5 separate regions of the Homo sapiens genome follow, and all the other regions are linked to region 3. The links are chromatin contacts, found by Hi-C or POLR2A ChIA-PET in ENCODE. All regions are on one chromosome and are shown on one strand. The core of a region is the stretch at or near the end of the contact, and the rest is flanking DNA. Distances in the headings are between cores, read along the strand shown.

Evidence for each region. Hi-C counts contacts between places; a loop is a spot of excess contacts on that map. ChIA-PET counts read pairs that join two places held with the same protein, here RNA polymerase II (POLR2A). Pooled maps may share reads with other maps.
Region 1: a loop to region 3 is called in a map with no recorded cell type, with 30 times the contacts of the local background. The contact joins the promoter of TPT1-AS1 here to the promoter of KPNA3 in region 3. A Hi-C loop is called at or near these places in 1 of 37 single-sample maps with no recorded cell type and 6 of 50 pooled maps. POLR2A ChIA-PET finds 5 or more read pairs at or near these places in 1 of 52 experiments (activated B cell).
Region 2: a map of CD4-positive, alpha-beta T cell shows a loop between it and region 3 (25-fold over the local background). The contact joins the promoter of GTF2F2 here to the promoter of KPNA3 in region 3. A Hi-C loop is called at or near these places in 1 of 168 maps with a recorded cell type or tissue (CD4-positive, alpha-beta T cell) and 4 of 50 pooled maps. POLR2A ChIA-PET finds 5 or more read pairs at or near these places in 1 of 52 experiments (naive thymus-derived CD4-positive, alpha-beta T cell).
Region 4: a pooled map shows a loop between it and region 3 (2.3-fold over the local background). The contact joins the enhancer-like site here to the promoter of KPNA3 in region 3. A Hi-C loop is called at or near these places in 1 of 50 pooled maps. POLR2A ChIA-PET finds 5 or more read pairs at or near these places in 2 of 52 experiments (PC-9 and activated CD8-positive, alpha-beta memory T cell).
Region 5: a loop to region 3 is called in a pooled map, with 8 times the contacts of the local background. The contact joins the promoter of SLC25A30 here to the promoter of KPNA3 in region 3. A Hi-C loop is called at or near these places in 5 of 50 pooled maps. POLR2A ChIA-PET finds 5 or more read pairs at or near these places in 2 of 52 experiments (activated CD8-positive, alpha-beta memory T cell and activated T-cell).

Annotation. Positions count from the first base shown.
Region 1 is chr13:45,339,944-45,342,643 of GRCh38, forward strand. TPT1-AS1 (TPT1 antisense RNA 1) reads left to right here and starts at 1,402. Exons shown (of 11, transcript NR_024458.1): 1 at 1,402-1,444. It overlaps TPT1 (tumor protein, translationally-controlled 1), which reads right to left and starts at 1,240. Exons shown (of 6, transcript NM_003295.4): 1 at 1,099-1,240; 2 at 769-842; 3 at 51-241. The coding sequence starts at 1,126. LOC124903169 (a long non-coding RNA gene) reads left to right here and starts at 1,491. Exons shown (of 2, transcript XR_007063781.1): 1 at 1,491-1,687. RefSeq lists enhancers at 310-1,099, 2,679-2,700 and silencers at 997-1,066, 1,147-1,256, 1,417-1,616.
Region 2 is chr13:45,119,132-45,121,831 of GRCh38, forward strand. GTF2F2 (general transcription factor IIF subunit 2) reads left to right here and starts at 1,379. Exons shown (of 8, transcript NM_004128.3): 1 at 1,379-1,590. The coding sequence starts at 1,525. RefSeq lists enhancers at 1,009-1,652, 1,413-1,542, 1,653-2,294.
Region 3 is chr13:49,791,311-49,794,010 of GRCh38, forward strand. It overlaps KPNA3 (karyopherin subunit alpha 3), which reads right to left and starts at 1,372. Exons shown (of 17, transcript NM_002267.4): 1 at 1,128-1,372. The coding sequence starts at 1,196. RefSeq lists enhancers at 1-406, 411-1,072, 1,073-1,734, 1,538-1,667 and silencers at 528-1,097, 1,218-1,467.
Region 4 is chr13:46,594,464-46,597,163 of GRCh38, forward strand. All of the region lies in intron 1 of LRCH1 (leucine rich repeats and calponin homology domain containing 1), which reads left to right. Among named protein-coding and RNA genes, the nearest start is that of LRCH1, 43 kb to the left of the region's middle. RefSeq lists a silencer at 924-973. Within about 2 kb of position 1,273, at least 8 of the 41 ENCODE cell types and tissues checked have a DNase peak (open chromatin) inside an H3K27ac peak, as active enhancers do; they include PC-9, where a contact is called at or near this core.
Region 5 is chr13:45,416,923-45,419,622 of GRCh38, forward strand. SLC25A30 (solute carrier family 25 member 30) reads right to left here and starts at 1,451. Exons shown (of 10, transcript NM_001010875.4): 1 at 1,378-1,451. SLC25A30-AS1 (SLC25A30 antisense RNA 1) reads left to right here and starts at 1,240. Exons shown (of 2, transcript NR_047031.1): 1 at 1,240-1,816. RefSeq lists enhancers at 806-855, 1,666-1,855 and silencers at 1,086-1,415, 1,456-1,555.

The sequences.
Region 1 (2,700 bases), core at 152-2,651, 4.5 Mb before region 3:
AAATCCTGTAAGATTCTAGACATCAGCTAGGTACTGCCAGTATCACTTACGATTTCATGTAATCTTTGATGTACTTCTTGTAGGCTTCTTTTGTGAAACTTGTTTCCTGCAGGTGATGGTTCATGACAATATCGACACCAGTGATTACTGTGCTTTCGGTACCTTCGCCCTCGGGGCCTTCAGCGGAGGCATTTCCACCAATGAGCGAGTCATCAATGTTACCTTCTGTCCTACTGACCATCTGCATTAAGAAAAAGCAGTATAATTGCAAAAGACACAAACGCATCCAAAGCACCTTCCACGCCAATAGTTCACGGATAAGAAGTATTCTTAGTTCTTGCTGAAAATAAAAAAAGCACCATTTTGGGAATAAAGTTGTGACCCGTGGATTTCTCAAAACGACCTAACTTAAAAGAGTTGTCTGTTGGCCGGAACAAAAAATGGGGTCATTAAAAAGTTGTTTCCAGTTGCGGGCATGTGATGCCTCCGGTTGGTAAGTGGGGACAGGACAAACACGAAAGGACTCCAGGCTCCTAAGCCGGAAGCATCATGTCCCGGACAACCCCGGGAGGAGGATGGGCGCCGAGGCGGCGGGCCTATTTCCAGGATCAGCTCCGCCTCCAGTTTTCTAGAAAAACCCAAGCCCGGAAAGAGCGTCTCCTCCGCCAGGAGGCGGCGGGGAGGATTGCACAACCTCAGGCGGGGGAGCGGAGGAAACCCGAGCCCGCTCGGCCCGGACTCCCCCACGCGCAGGCCCGACCGACTCACCTTCCCCTCCACCTCCAGGCACAACCCGTCCGCGATCTCCCGGATCTTGTAGATGTCGGAGAACATCTCATCGTCTGCCGGATACACAGAGCCGCCCATCACCGTGCGCCTGGCGCCGCCATTTCCCGCATTTCCCGCGCCGGCGGCCGCACGCGGGATCTGCCCCTCCGTAGCACACCAGAGCTGGGCGCGAGCCCCGGGCACCGACCCCTCCGCGCTCGGCTAAGACCGCCGGCGTCCCCTAGGCCCGCGACGGCTGCGCCTTCCCCGCCCCCACCCGCACCCCAGACCCCCGTGTGCGGCAGTAAGGATAGTGCAGTGAGGACTCACGGCTGATGAGGTCCCGGTAGATAATCATGATGGCGACTGAAGGGAGACGACGACGGCGCTAGCTTAGCACGAGCCTGAAACTCGGAGCGAGCGCGGTGCAGCCGGAGCGGCGCTCGGGGGGAGGGGGGAGCGGGCGGAAAAGGCCGACTCAGCCGCTCCCCAACCTCATATAGAGGGCACGTCCCTCTACGTCATCGCCCGCTGCGCCTCCGGAAGCGACGCAGGCGGTGACGTGGCACGAAGAGCCGCGCGGGGGCGGGGCCACAGCGGGGGCGAGTCGGGGAGGTGAGCATCCGGGGACTTGAGGCGGAGACACAAGGCTCCGTTCCACTGGGCACGCCAGCGGGTAGGGGTGGGGGCGGGGAGGTGCGCGCGCAGCGTGGGAGGAGGCCAACTCTCGGGGCGCTCCCTAGCCCTGGGTGGGTGGAGCGGGGGAAGCGGAGTACGTTGGACCCGGCTCCGCCCTACCCCACGGGGCCGCCTGGAGAGGTGCTGGGAGCTGGGTGGAGCTTAGAGGAATTAAACTTTGGCCCTGCGCCTCGTCCAGCCTAGGTTCCACCCTTTTCTGGGAACGTGAGTATCAACCAAGGTAGGAGAACGTCGCATTTAGGGAGGGTCAGGCCCTCTGGCCTGGGGTAGATCTCGGGACTGCCCGAGGGCCTCTGACAACTTTTCAGCATCTGCCCCAGGGCTGCCCCAGCTGGAGTTTTTGGGACGCTTTTGTGGGGGCACCGCTGAGTCCGGATAGTGGGACCCAAGTCGTCCTGCTCGGCCCCTGGGGAATAATCGTGTGGGGCGCAAGGTCTGTGGGAAGGGACTTGGAGAGGAGGGAAGATGTCACGGGAGTCTGCACAGGGTTTCCATGTGTTCCAATTTTGTCCCATAATTGAAAGCTTGTGGCATTCTGTGGCGGACGGCTACGGAGCTAGCTCTTCCCTTTACTATTTCGCACTTGGTCTTGGAAAAGTATGTTGTCGCTTTAAGATGAAGTTGAAATTTTATCCCTGGTGCTAGAGGGTCACACAAAGGGAGTTTCCCACCTGCCCCACCTGTTTTTTGAAGGACTTTACACCCAATTACTAAGTATTAAAACAAAACAGGTCCTGCATGGTAGCTCATGCCTGTAATCCCAGAACTTTGGGAGGCAACTACTGAAACCCTGTCTCTACACACACACACACACACACAAATTAAAAATTAATTGGGTGCGGTGGTGCCTGCCTGTAATCCCAGCTATTAGGGAGGCTGAGCTGGGAGGATCGCTTGAGCCCGGGAGTTGGAGGTTACACTGAGCTATGATTGCACCACTGCGCTCCAGCCTGAATGACAGAGCAAGACCTTGGCTCAATAGCAAAACAAAACTTCCGTATTTAGTCACATCGTCACATCTTTGGCATAAGGCAAAGATACATGCCAGTATGAAGTCTGAAAGCTTGTTCTATTTCGCAAATATTTTGTGCTTTGTATCCCTTAGAACTAGGATTTGCACCAAGATTCCAATTGTGAACAAGTTCGATCCAGTCCTACTTATAGAAGTGTTCATTCTGGTAAATCAAAGTATCAGACAATTATAATACATTAACAATTGTTCATAAATCCAAT
Region 2 (2,700 bases), core at 129-2,628, 4.7 Mb before region 3:
ACCTCAGTCTCCCAAAGTTAGGGTTACAGGGTTGAGCCACTGAGCCTAGCCTGAAACTTTCATCTTCAACACACTCCTGGTCTCTCCCATCTTTCCTATTAGTTTTCCTAGCTAAAAGCAGAGTTCTGACAGCTTTTCCTGGCCCTATGCTGAACACACATAAAATTTCCTCAATTTTGTGCAAGGCTCTGATGTGTGATTCAATAAATTACTTGCCATTCTTAACAATACCTTACTGTTTGTTTCTCTTCAGCGAATGTTCTTTCACCCAAAGCCTACTGAAACCTGACAATGTGTTAAACACTGTGCTAGACATTGTGGATATAAAATGAATAAAGCACTATTTTTTATTTGTCAATTATACCTCAATAAAGCTCTTTCCGCCTAGGAGGAGTTCATTGTCTGGAAAGCAAAGGCAGATATGTAAACATATATATTATAGTTCAGAGTGCTAAGTATCACACTGTGATGTGAAGAAAAACTAATTTCTTCTGGGGAAGTTGATAAAAGATCTCATAGGAAGTGACATTTTCATTGGTCTTGAACCATAAGTAGGAGTTTGCCAACCAGAGCACAGGGGTGAGAGTGAGGGCAGGGGTAAAATAGGGCTTCCAAGGGAAGGGAATCCAGTGTGCAGAGGCTCTGAAATGACCGACGAAGATTCTGACGTGTTTAGGGAAGTCTGCTGGGTTTGATGTGGTTTGGTGCATGGCGGAGTGATGGTGGGAGGTGCAAAGAGATGAAATTGAGAGGGCCCAGTTGAAGCAGGAGGATTGAACTTTATTCTAGAGGCAATAAGAGAAAGAGAAAACTGTTTAAGCAGGGGAGGAAACGATCAGGTTTGTCTCTTACTTGTTCGTTTCGTTACAGACTTCCGGGTTTTGGAAACTGAGGTGCTCCGCTTGCTTCATCAGAACAGCTCGGGTAGCCTCTGAGCTGAAACACGGCTTTTTTTTTTCCAGGTCTAGAAACGGCATGTTTTCAATATACCCAAGGCTACTAAGTTTGATCCCAGTGCCCATTTGTGCTAATGACGTTGGCCAGGGACGCCAATTTACTACCCTGACCCTGTCCTTCAAATATTGTCTCTCTCTCCTTGGCTAGGGTTGGACATGTTCTGACACCTTTCGTCTCTTTGAACCCCATTTTTCCGTTCTGATAATCTTTTTCTTCAGTTATGCTGACCATGTCTTTAAATACATTGCTAACGTTTTAGCTCATCCCACCCTACGTTTTAATCCCTCAGATGCAGACATCGCGGACAGCCACGCCCACTCAAGAAATTTCCGAAACAGAAAGTTTGTCTGCAACAGCGCGCCGTACTGACGTAGCAGTGCGCAGGCGCAGTCCCGGCTCCTGGCGGCGTGTTCCTCTTTTCCTCGGTTCCCAGTGTTCTGGCAGGTAAGGAACGCCGGCTCTTCGCCTCTCAGCGCGGCTTGTCCTTTGTTCCGGACGCCCGCTCCTCAGCCCTGCGGCTCCTGGGGTCGCTGCTGCATCCCGCACGCCTCCACCGGCTGCAGACCCATGGCCGAGCGCGGGGAACTCGACTTGACCGGCGCCAAACAGAACACAGGAGTGTGGCTAGTCAAGGTAATGTTCGCGAGTCTCCCACTTGCGCTCCTCCTAACACAAGTATAGTTTAAGTAACTTGAGCCTATCCCGCTCCGTGCGCCTCTTAAAGTTCTTTTACGGCTATCTCGTTAGAGCTTCACACATTTTGAGAGGCAGGAGTCATTGTTGTATCTGTTTGCAGACGAGGAATTAGTTTAGGGACGCAAAGTGTCTTTCAGCCAGTTACTACTCTGAATCTGCCTGGACTAGATCTCTTTCTCACGGCTTTCCTGGAATCTTGTCTTGGTGTCCCCAGATTTGGACGGTGCATTTTATCCCAGACTGAAGAATTCCTTGTATCTTCCCTTGGTGAAACTGGTTTTAGCCATGAGCCTGCGTGAGGTAGTTGAATGTCTACTTTCTGTACAGTTTTCTCGGCCAGAAAGTAGGACTGGTCCCTGCCTACTCTTAAAAGTGTTCTCTTAGGTTGATGGTCCTTAATGAAGCTCTCAAAAGAGGCGAGAGAGCCCCAAACTCACAGAAGGAGAGGTCATTGGACTGGAGTATTCTTTTAGAGCACATTTGGGTCTCGTGAAACTGGCCGTCAATAAACGTTTTATGTGAAGACAGCAATTTTGGTTAGCTCACAGTAAGCACTATTTGTGCTTTATTGTTTCATATTGGGGAGTGTTTTCTCCTAGGGGAGTTTCATAATACTTAAGCATATTCAAAATGTGATCCTGAAAGTCGTTGAAACTTAAAATGTAAGGACTTTTGGTTTCTTAATGCTTTAACTGTTTTATCACATGGCTGAGTTCTCGTCAATTAAATCTAAGAGGTCTTTCTTGTCGGCCTTCCTAAAACAGCCCCCTTGTGATCATTTGCTAACACGACAGATGTGTATTACATTCTTCAAAGCACTTTTCACAGTGTAGAGTGATTTTGTGTTCATATGTTCAAAGTTGGTTACCTCTGTCTTTCCAACACACAGAATCACATTCCATGAGAACAGGATCTTTGCCTGTCATACCCAGAATAGTGTTTGGCGCATGGTAATTACTCAACAAATAGATGATGAATAAATGCATGACCTCTCATTCTTCAGCCCTCGCCTTAGTCTGTGGCACTCATTTGACTTATTTCCAAACT
Region 3 (2,700 bases), core at 122-2,621:
GAAGGCTGCGGCCTTAAAACCATTTTCCCCCTAACAAATCCAAAGGTCACGGTCCCAGTGAAGTTTGTGCATTATACTTACTGTTTTCAGTAGCTGCAGAGAGACCTCTAGCGCTGCCTCAATAAGCCGAGTTTGCAAATAGTACCTGCTAATGTCACCTTAATGAGACAATGGCAACATGCTGAGTAGCAACTAACTGAGTGACCGCGATGAATGTTTAGTTTTGCAACCACTTGGAAATTCTACTAGCTTGGAGCAAGAGGTATGTAAGAGAATTATGAACCTGTGTATCCAATTTATTTTAGTAAAACGTGTCAAAGAAATTATCACCCTATGCACACCCCACTCCAAGAAAGGCTAAGAAAACAAGTCCTATGAGCGGAGGTCGGAGCAACCTCTTTTCCGAAGCCTGAACACAATAGATGGCAAACTATTGTCCACCTTCAGCTCGCTCCAAATGCCAGCAGTTGCAGGAGTATGAGCTGCAACAGCTCGGCACGACTAGTCCAAAGACGAGCACTGGAATATAAGAAAATGGTCCTGGCGCATCCTACCCTCCCCCATCGATCACCCTCAAACAAGTCAGTTACCCGGCTGGTCCCCACCCCCCTCTGCGGGCCGCCACCGCCCGCCTGGGCCCGGCTCGCAGAAGGTAGGAGCCCGGACCGGCAGAGCCGAGGCTCCATGTGAGCCGCGCGGGAGGCGCAGAGGGGGCTGCACCGGACGGAAGGTTGCACCGGTGGCGGGCGCAAGCAGCGGCCGCCCCCTCGGCTGTGCGGTCGGAGGGCCCGGGCGGCAGCATCCCCGTTCATCCGGGCGGCCCTGGCCCGCGGACCCCGCCTCAGCTCCACATCCCCTCCTCGCCGACACCAGGCCGCGCCCGCGTGACGGGGCCGAAAACGCCGGCATTTCCCGGTCGCCGCGCCGGCAGCTCCGGGGGGTGACTGCAGCCCGGCCGGCGTCTCGCCGCCCGCTCCGCCCAGCCCGGGGCCGCGGTGACGGGAGGCGGCGGCCAACTCCGGCCGACCACAAGCCGACGAGAACCAGCCCGGCGCCGGCCCCCCGCCCCTCCCCGCGTCGCCGGGCCGGCGCGGCCAGGCGGGCCCAGACCGCGGAAGCACACTCACTTCCACATCGCGGCCCTTGTTCTTGAAGCTCTTGATGCGGTGGTTCTCCAAGCTGGGGTTCTCGGCCATGGCTGCGCGCGGCTCCGGCGGCGGCTACTCCTGCGGCTGCGGCGGCGGCGGCGGCGAATCTTGGAGCGGGAGGGGGAGGAGGGGGAGAGCGGGAGGGGGGAGGGGAGAGAAGAGCACGTTCTGTGACGCCTCCGAGCGCGAGGTGGCAGTAGCGCCGGGGGAGGCGCGGGCCGACTGCCGGGCCGGGTGGGGCGGGAACGGTGCTGAGAGCGGCGCGCGGCCGCGGAGGCTGGCGACACGTGACCGGGGGCGGTGACCGGCTTGGGCGTTCGCCGGGCTATACGTGCCCGTTGGTTCTCGGGATGACCCTGCCCTCTTCCCCTGCAAGGGCTCTCCACAACCCCTCGGTGCTGCAAGTTTTGTGCCAGAAATGGAGCCGGACCTGGCGACTTTTACTGCCCCTCAGGCGCGGGGCGGCGGTCGTCAACTACAGTTCCCATCATGCCACGATCCGCCTGGAGTAATTCTCCACGCCTAGTGAGAACGAGGAGAATGCCGGGACCCTTCCGCGCGCGGCTCTTTGCGCGCCGCGCTCATGTTGCTGGGCACAAAGCTCCGCCCCCACAAGGCCGCCTCTGGGCGGGGAAGAGCGGGGGAGCGTCCCTGGCACCTTGCGCCCTATCAGGAGGAAGAGGGCGGGCCTTCCTGGGAGCGCACCTCGCTGCCTGTAGCTAGAAGATCAGAAAAGGAACAACCGCGAGTGCTTTGCAGTCTCGCTTTTTTGGGGGTCTTCTCAAATAGCCACCTTCATTCGCTCTTCCCATGCTCTGCTTCAGTTTTATAAATAGCATTTCTACCTGACATGTACATGTGTATGTATGTGATACGAGTGTTTATATGCGTTACCTAGGTGCCCGCGCGGAAATTCAGCTCAATGAGAGCAGGTACTTTGGTTGAATTACTGCTGAATCTCTAGTGTCAAAACAATGCCTACCACGTCGTAGATACGCAATACTTGTTGAACTGGCGCTTTAGTGTCGCCCAGTTTCTTCATCATCCTTCCAAGCCCGGTTCTGCAACCTTCACTCTGGCAGTCCCTGTATTTACATGCCCCCCAACACTTCTTGTTCTACCACCACACAGAATCTTAGCCTTCAGGCAGCAGCCCAGCCCTGGTCCGCAGACTCTCCTGTGTAGCACTCCCACTCCCTCTGGGGGCATCGAAAGAATGAAAGAGGGAAATTTGGATGGATTACACTGATAAAGAGCTGCTTTCGGCCGGGTGTGGTGGCTCACGCCTGTAATCCCAGCACTTTGGGAGGCCGAGGAGGGCAGATCACAAGGTCAAGAGACCGAGACCAGTCTGGCCAACCATGGCCCGCATGGTGAAACCCCTTCTTTACTAAATATACAAAAATTAGCTGGGCGTGGTGGCGCATGCCTGGAGGCTGAGGCAGGAGAATCGCTTGAACCCGGTAGGCGGAGGTTGCAGCGAGCCGAGATGGCGCCACTGCACTCCAGCCTGGCGACAGAGGGAGACTCTGTCTCAAACAAAACAACAAAA
Region 4 (2,700 bases), core at 23-2,522, 3.2 Mb before region 3:
GATTTTTCTTTGTCTCCCTGCAGAAGCAAAGAGGCTTAGACCTCTAGCCACTGTTGAATGCACCAAATCAGGCCACCTCCTTGAGCTACACAGAATGTTTGCATTATAGGATAGGTGCCAAGTGCCCTGGAAGGTTGGTGGAGAGAGAGATGACTTCCAGCTGAGATTGTACAGTAGAATTTAATATTTAAAGTTTCTCGATTTGACGGGGCTGAATTAGTTCATATGAGTTCATAAGTAGGAACTGCTTCGCTTAATTTTGGTGAATAAAATATCCTGGCTGCAAAATACAAAAAAGAAAGTCACCCTCATTTTCAAATGTATGGTTAGTGCTTTCCATAGAAAACATATGGCTAAATGTGTGTGTTTTTTTAATTTAGCTCTGAAATGTGAAGACTGTAATAAGATCTAGTAACAAGAGCGCAGTTTAGAAAAACCTGATTGACTCTAGTTTATGTAACTATACAGGCTATATAAAGAAAGTCTCATAAATGAACTTCATCTAAAGAGTGTGGCAGCTATAACCTTCTCCAACTTTCAGGCTCTGGGTGTTCTCCTAGCTTCTTCTGAGTTTATAGTCTTTATGTAATTATTAATACCATGATGATCATTCTGGGGTTTGCTTTTTGCCCTGGTCACTTTAGGTTTAATTTTATTCCATTCCTGGTCATTTATAGTTTTGTTCTGTCATCTCCCCATACCCATCGAGAACCCTATTCTCCTGTGGCAGACTTTAATGAATGTAACCGCAGATTATGTGTTTTCTTTCTTTGGTGAACTTAGAGGATGCATAGGCCAGGTGCCAAGTGTTAGAAGAAACCATACCTTTCCTGATGGTGCTGCATGGCTAGCCTACCCCGACCATGCAGTAAGTGACTTCCTCACCGCTGATGTGGCAGACCTGCTCTGCATCTCCACAGGGTTTCTGGGTTCTTTTCCAGGCTGTTTCCATATTGCACACTCAGACTGGGTAGGAAAGCAGGCAGGGCACAGTTTTATATGTACGTCAGCATTTTCACTTGGTGATGGATATAAGCTAACTTTTGTAGCTCTCCTAGGTTTATTACTGACATCTGTTCCCCCCTGAGCATATCCAGCTGGGGCTGAAGCCACATCTGCACTTTAAACTTCCATCTACCTTTATGTTTTCAATGTAATTTTAGATTTCATTTGTTTTTAATTGTGAACTCAGAAGAGATGAGTTCCAGCTATGACTCAGTGTGAGTTCCTATGTCATAATTCTACATTTCTGGAGTGCTTACACCTGACAGGAATAAACTCAAGGAAACAAAAAGAACAGGAAAGGCCTTAGGCACATACTGGTTGTTCTAGATGTGGAGTTCTGCTGGCAACTGCCACAGAGTGAAATTGGCCACATGGAATCCAAAGCACGGCCTCACATTGTTTTTTTTTTTTTGAATATTTTATGTAAGACAGGGATGTTAAAGGTAGAGGAAGTAATTAAGAATGGCAGCTATGTCTTTAAAATTAAACACATCGGTCATAACTTTAATGAAGGTGTAAAAGTGTTTTTAGTTTTAAACAGGCAAAAAGGCTTTTAAATACAAGTAACCAGTTTTGAGACTTTAAAAAGCAGAAGTTTTTCATGCCAGTGCTTCCTATTTTAGTTTCAAAGGAAAGGAGGAGGAGCTGAGGTTTGGATGGTTATCATAGATGAGGGAGTTGACATGATCAAAAATGTTTTTTTCCCTGGGAACACATCTTGAGTGCTTATCTCTTCTAATAGATAAAGGGCTGGTGAATTTTGAATGTTTCCTGCAGCTCTGAAGAAACACTGTGATCCTAATGAACACCGAGGAAAGCTTGTATTGCAGCCCTAAATATTACCTGCTTCAAGGAGGCAGCATGTTTTGGTACAGTCTGATCATGACTATAAATCAAAGCATCTTTACTTCTCCAGGGAGATAAAAAAAATCATGTGTTACTTTATAAGGATCTTGTAGTTGCAGTATGTCTGTCAGATGTTTCCATTTTTATGATTTAAGACACTTGGTGCTGCTATGAATAGCAAATTGGAAAAATTGGGCATTTTTTAAATTTTGAATTTTATCTTAGCATATATCTGGAAATGAAATAGCGATCTTGGAACAGAGACATCTTTGTTAGAATATGAAAGAATGTCAGTGAATTCTAACTTGAAGCTACATTGAGATGACATGTTAAAGGCATGAATAGACAAAGGGAATGATTTTCAGGAAGTGCCTTCTGGAGACTGTGGGAAATCCCGTCATGGGTAGAGGAACAGCTTGCGATTGGATCAAAGTCACGCAAAGTTACGCAGGTGGTAGATGCTGGTAGTCAACATGGCTAGGTCCATGGCAATCGATCATTTGCCCAGCATTTTGCCTGCTGAATTTGGGGGAGTGAAGAGGACATTTTCACCACCCCAGGAAGATAGTAACTAGTGCTCTATGTATGTAGCTCAGAGCCCTTGAATTTTCAAGTGACCTTTTAAAAGTTTCCCCCAGAAAGGTTTGAATAGACTTCCTATCTATTACTCTAAGTTTAGGTCTAAGAAAATTCCCAAATGGGTTAATACAGTCGATCCTCAATCTTTGAGAATTCTGTATCTGTGAAATTGGCCTACTTGCTAAAATGTATTTGTAAGCCCCAAATCCATCCGTGAGGACTCTTTGTGGTCATTGGTGGATATGTACAGAGCAGCAAAAAAATTTGAGT
Region 5 (2,700 bases), core at 201-2,700, 4.4 Mb before region 3:
TTCACCCACCTGACCTCATGTGTACAGCTGTAAAGGGAGGTAATTAAATATAATACTAGCTGTTCGTACTTTTGAACGCTTTCCAAGTTTCTCTTATTTATTTATTTAGAGGCGGAGTTTTGTTCTTATTGCCCAGGCTGGAGTACAATAGCATGATCTCGGCTCACTGCAACCTCCGTCTCCTGGATTCAAGCGATTCTCCTGTCTCAACCTCCCGAGTAGCTAGAATTAGACATCCGTCACCACGCCCGGCTAATTTTGTATTTTTAGTAGAGACGGAGTTTCTCCATGTTGGCCAGGCTGGTCTCGAACTCCTGACCTCAGGTGATCCGCCCGCCTCGGCCTCCCAAAGTGCTGGGATTACAGGCCTGAGCCACCGCTCCCAGCCGTTTCTCTTATTTAATTCTTGGTAAGTTCTTTCAGTTTTACTTCCTGTTCCCTTTTTAGTCTTAAGTCTTAAAACTGTAATTGCACAGCCTTTAATGTGCTCTCATACATTTATTGTTCCTTGCTGGACCGACTGCCCTTTCAATAATGCCCTTTCATGAACTTTTCCTATTTCCTATTCTTTTTAAAGGTGCAGAAGGAAAACTAAGCTCATCACAGACTTACAAAAAGCCGGGTTTAAAAGAAATCTTCGAAATTATCATCTCGTTTCACGTTAATTAACTGAGCCCGCGGTCACAAAGCTTCGCAACGGCAAAGCCAAAAGCAAGATTCATGCCTTTCAACTTTCTCACTACCCAAGTAGCACCGCAAGCCGAATCCGCAGGGCAGTGCCAACATTGTTTGCTACTCTTGCGCAGAACAAAAATGCTAATCACTGCAACTGCTTTACATGAAAGTGCACCTAGAAAGACTTCAAAACCCAGAGGTACATTAACTTTCCAGGCAAGTTCCTCCCAGCCTGTGTGCCACGAGCGATTCCGAATGTGGTGTGCCCTCTCCCACAGTGCGAAGCTCGCGGGCGCTCAGGCTGCCGTTTGAATGAACGCACGAGTGGGAGGGACGCACAAGCAGGGTTGCAAGCCCGGGGCTCGTTAGCAGACGCGGAGATGCCAGGACGGGCTTCGCACTCGGATCTGAATGACCCTGGAACAGGAATCACCCCACGCCAACAGCGATGGGGGCCCCGCGGCACCGGCCCGACCCAAGGAGGCAGCAGCCCGAGAAGCAGAGCCCTGTCCCCAGTCCCCGGAACCTCGCGCCCCGCCGAGCCCGGCCCGGCCTGCGAAGTGGAGAGCACAGGCAGCCCCGAGCACGCCCGGTTGCAAAGGAGGCTCCTCGGAAATCGCAGCCCAACCTTACCCCAGGCCCGGGTTCCAGGAGCCGCAGAGAAAGCGGGGCCGGCAGGAGGAGGCACGGGCCAGGACTTACCTGGCGGCAGCGGCCCCACACCTCCTCCAACCCGGACTCAGTTGTAACAAGAACCTGAGGCCGCTGGAGAAAAGGAAAAAATGCCGTCGCGGGCGGGGCAGACCCACGAGCCTGCACGCAGCCCCGCGCCGCCCCGCCCCGTCCGCGCAAACACGCGACCTCCTCAGCTCCCATTGGTTTCTGCCAGCACTAGCCACACCCCTGACAGCCCCAGATGGGGACACGGAGGGGCGGGGCCCGTCCCAAGTGCCCCTCAGGATCTTCCCCTGCCGCTGCCTGAGGGAGCTGCCCGGGACTCGGTGACACCTGATGTGGCCTCCGATATCGACTGGGAGGTGGAAGAGAAATTTGGGGAACGCATCGAGAACCGTGGAAAAGCAACCTTCGCAGGGGGCAACCTTCTCACGGTGCCCCCGTGAACCTTCACAGTTGGATGGAAGTAAACTTGCCCTTATTTTTTTATACCCCAGCTTTTAGCTTGAAAATATACAGATTAGCCGGGCATAGCGGCGGGCGCTATAATCCCAGCTACTTGGGTGGCTGAGGCAGAAGAATCGCTTGAACCTGGGAGGCGGAGATTGCAGTGAGCAGAGAGCGTACCACTGCACTCCAGCCTGGGCAACAAAGCGAGACTTCGTCTCAAAAAAAAAAAAAAAAAAAAAAAAAAAAAAAAAAAAAAAAAAAAGCCAGACCTGGTGGCGGGTGCCTGTAATCCCAGCCACTCGGGAGGCTGAAACAGGAGAATCGCTTGAACCCGGGAGGCGGAGGTTGCAGTGAGCCAAGATCGCGCCACTGCACTCCAGCCTGGGCGACAAAGTGATACTCCCTCTTAAAAAAAAAAAAAAAAAAAAAGAAAGAAAATGTCCAAACAGAACAAAAAATTAAAAGAACCGTACTATGAGTAGAAATCTTTACATATATATCTAATATACATATATGTAAATATTTATTTATATATTAATATATAACATTTTTAACGGTATGGCAGTGTTTGTGTTCAAGCATACCCAGGTATATTTTTGTTTTGTTTTGTTTTTAGACAGAGCCTCACTCTTGTTGCCCAGGCTGGAGTGCAATGGCACCATCTCAGCTCACTGCAACCTCCGCCTCCCAGGTTCAAGTGATTCTGCTGCCTCAGCCTCCCGAGTAGCTGGGATTACAGGTGCCCATCACCACGTCCGGCTAATTGTTGTATTTTTAGTAGAGATGGGGTTTCTCCATATTGGTGAGGCTGGTCTCGAACTCCCGACCTCAGGTGATCCGCCTGCCTCGGCCTCCCAAAGTGCTGCCATTACAGGTGTGAGCCACGGCACCCGGCTGTGA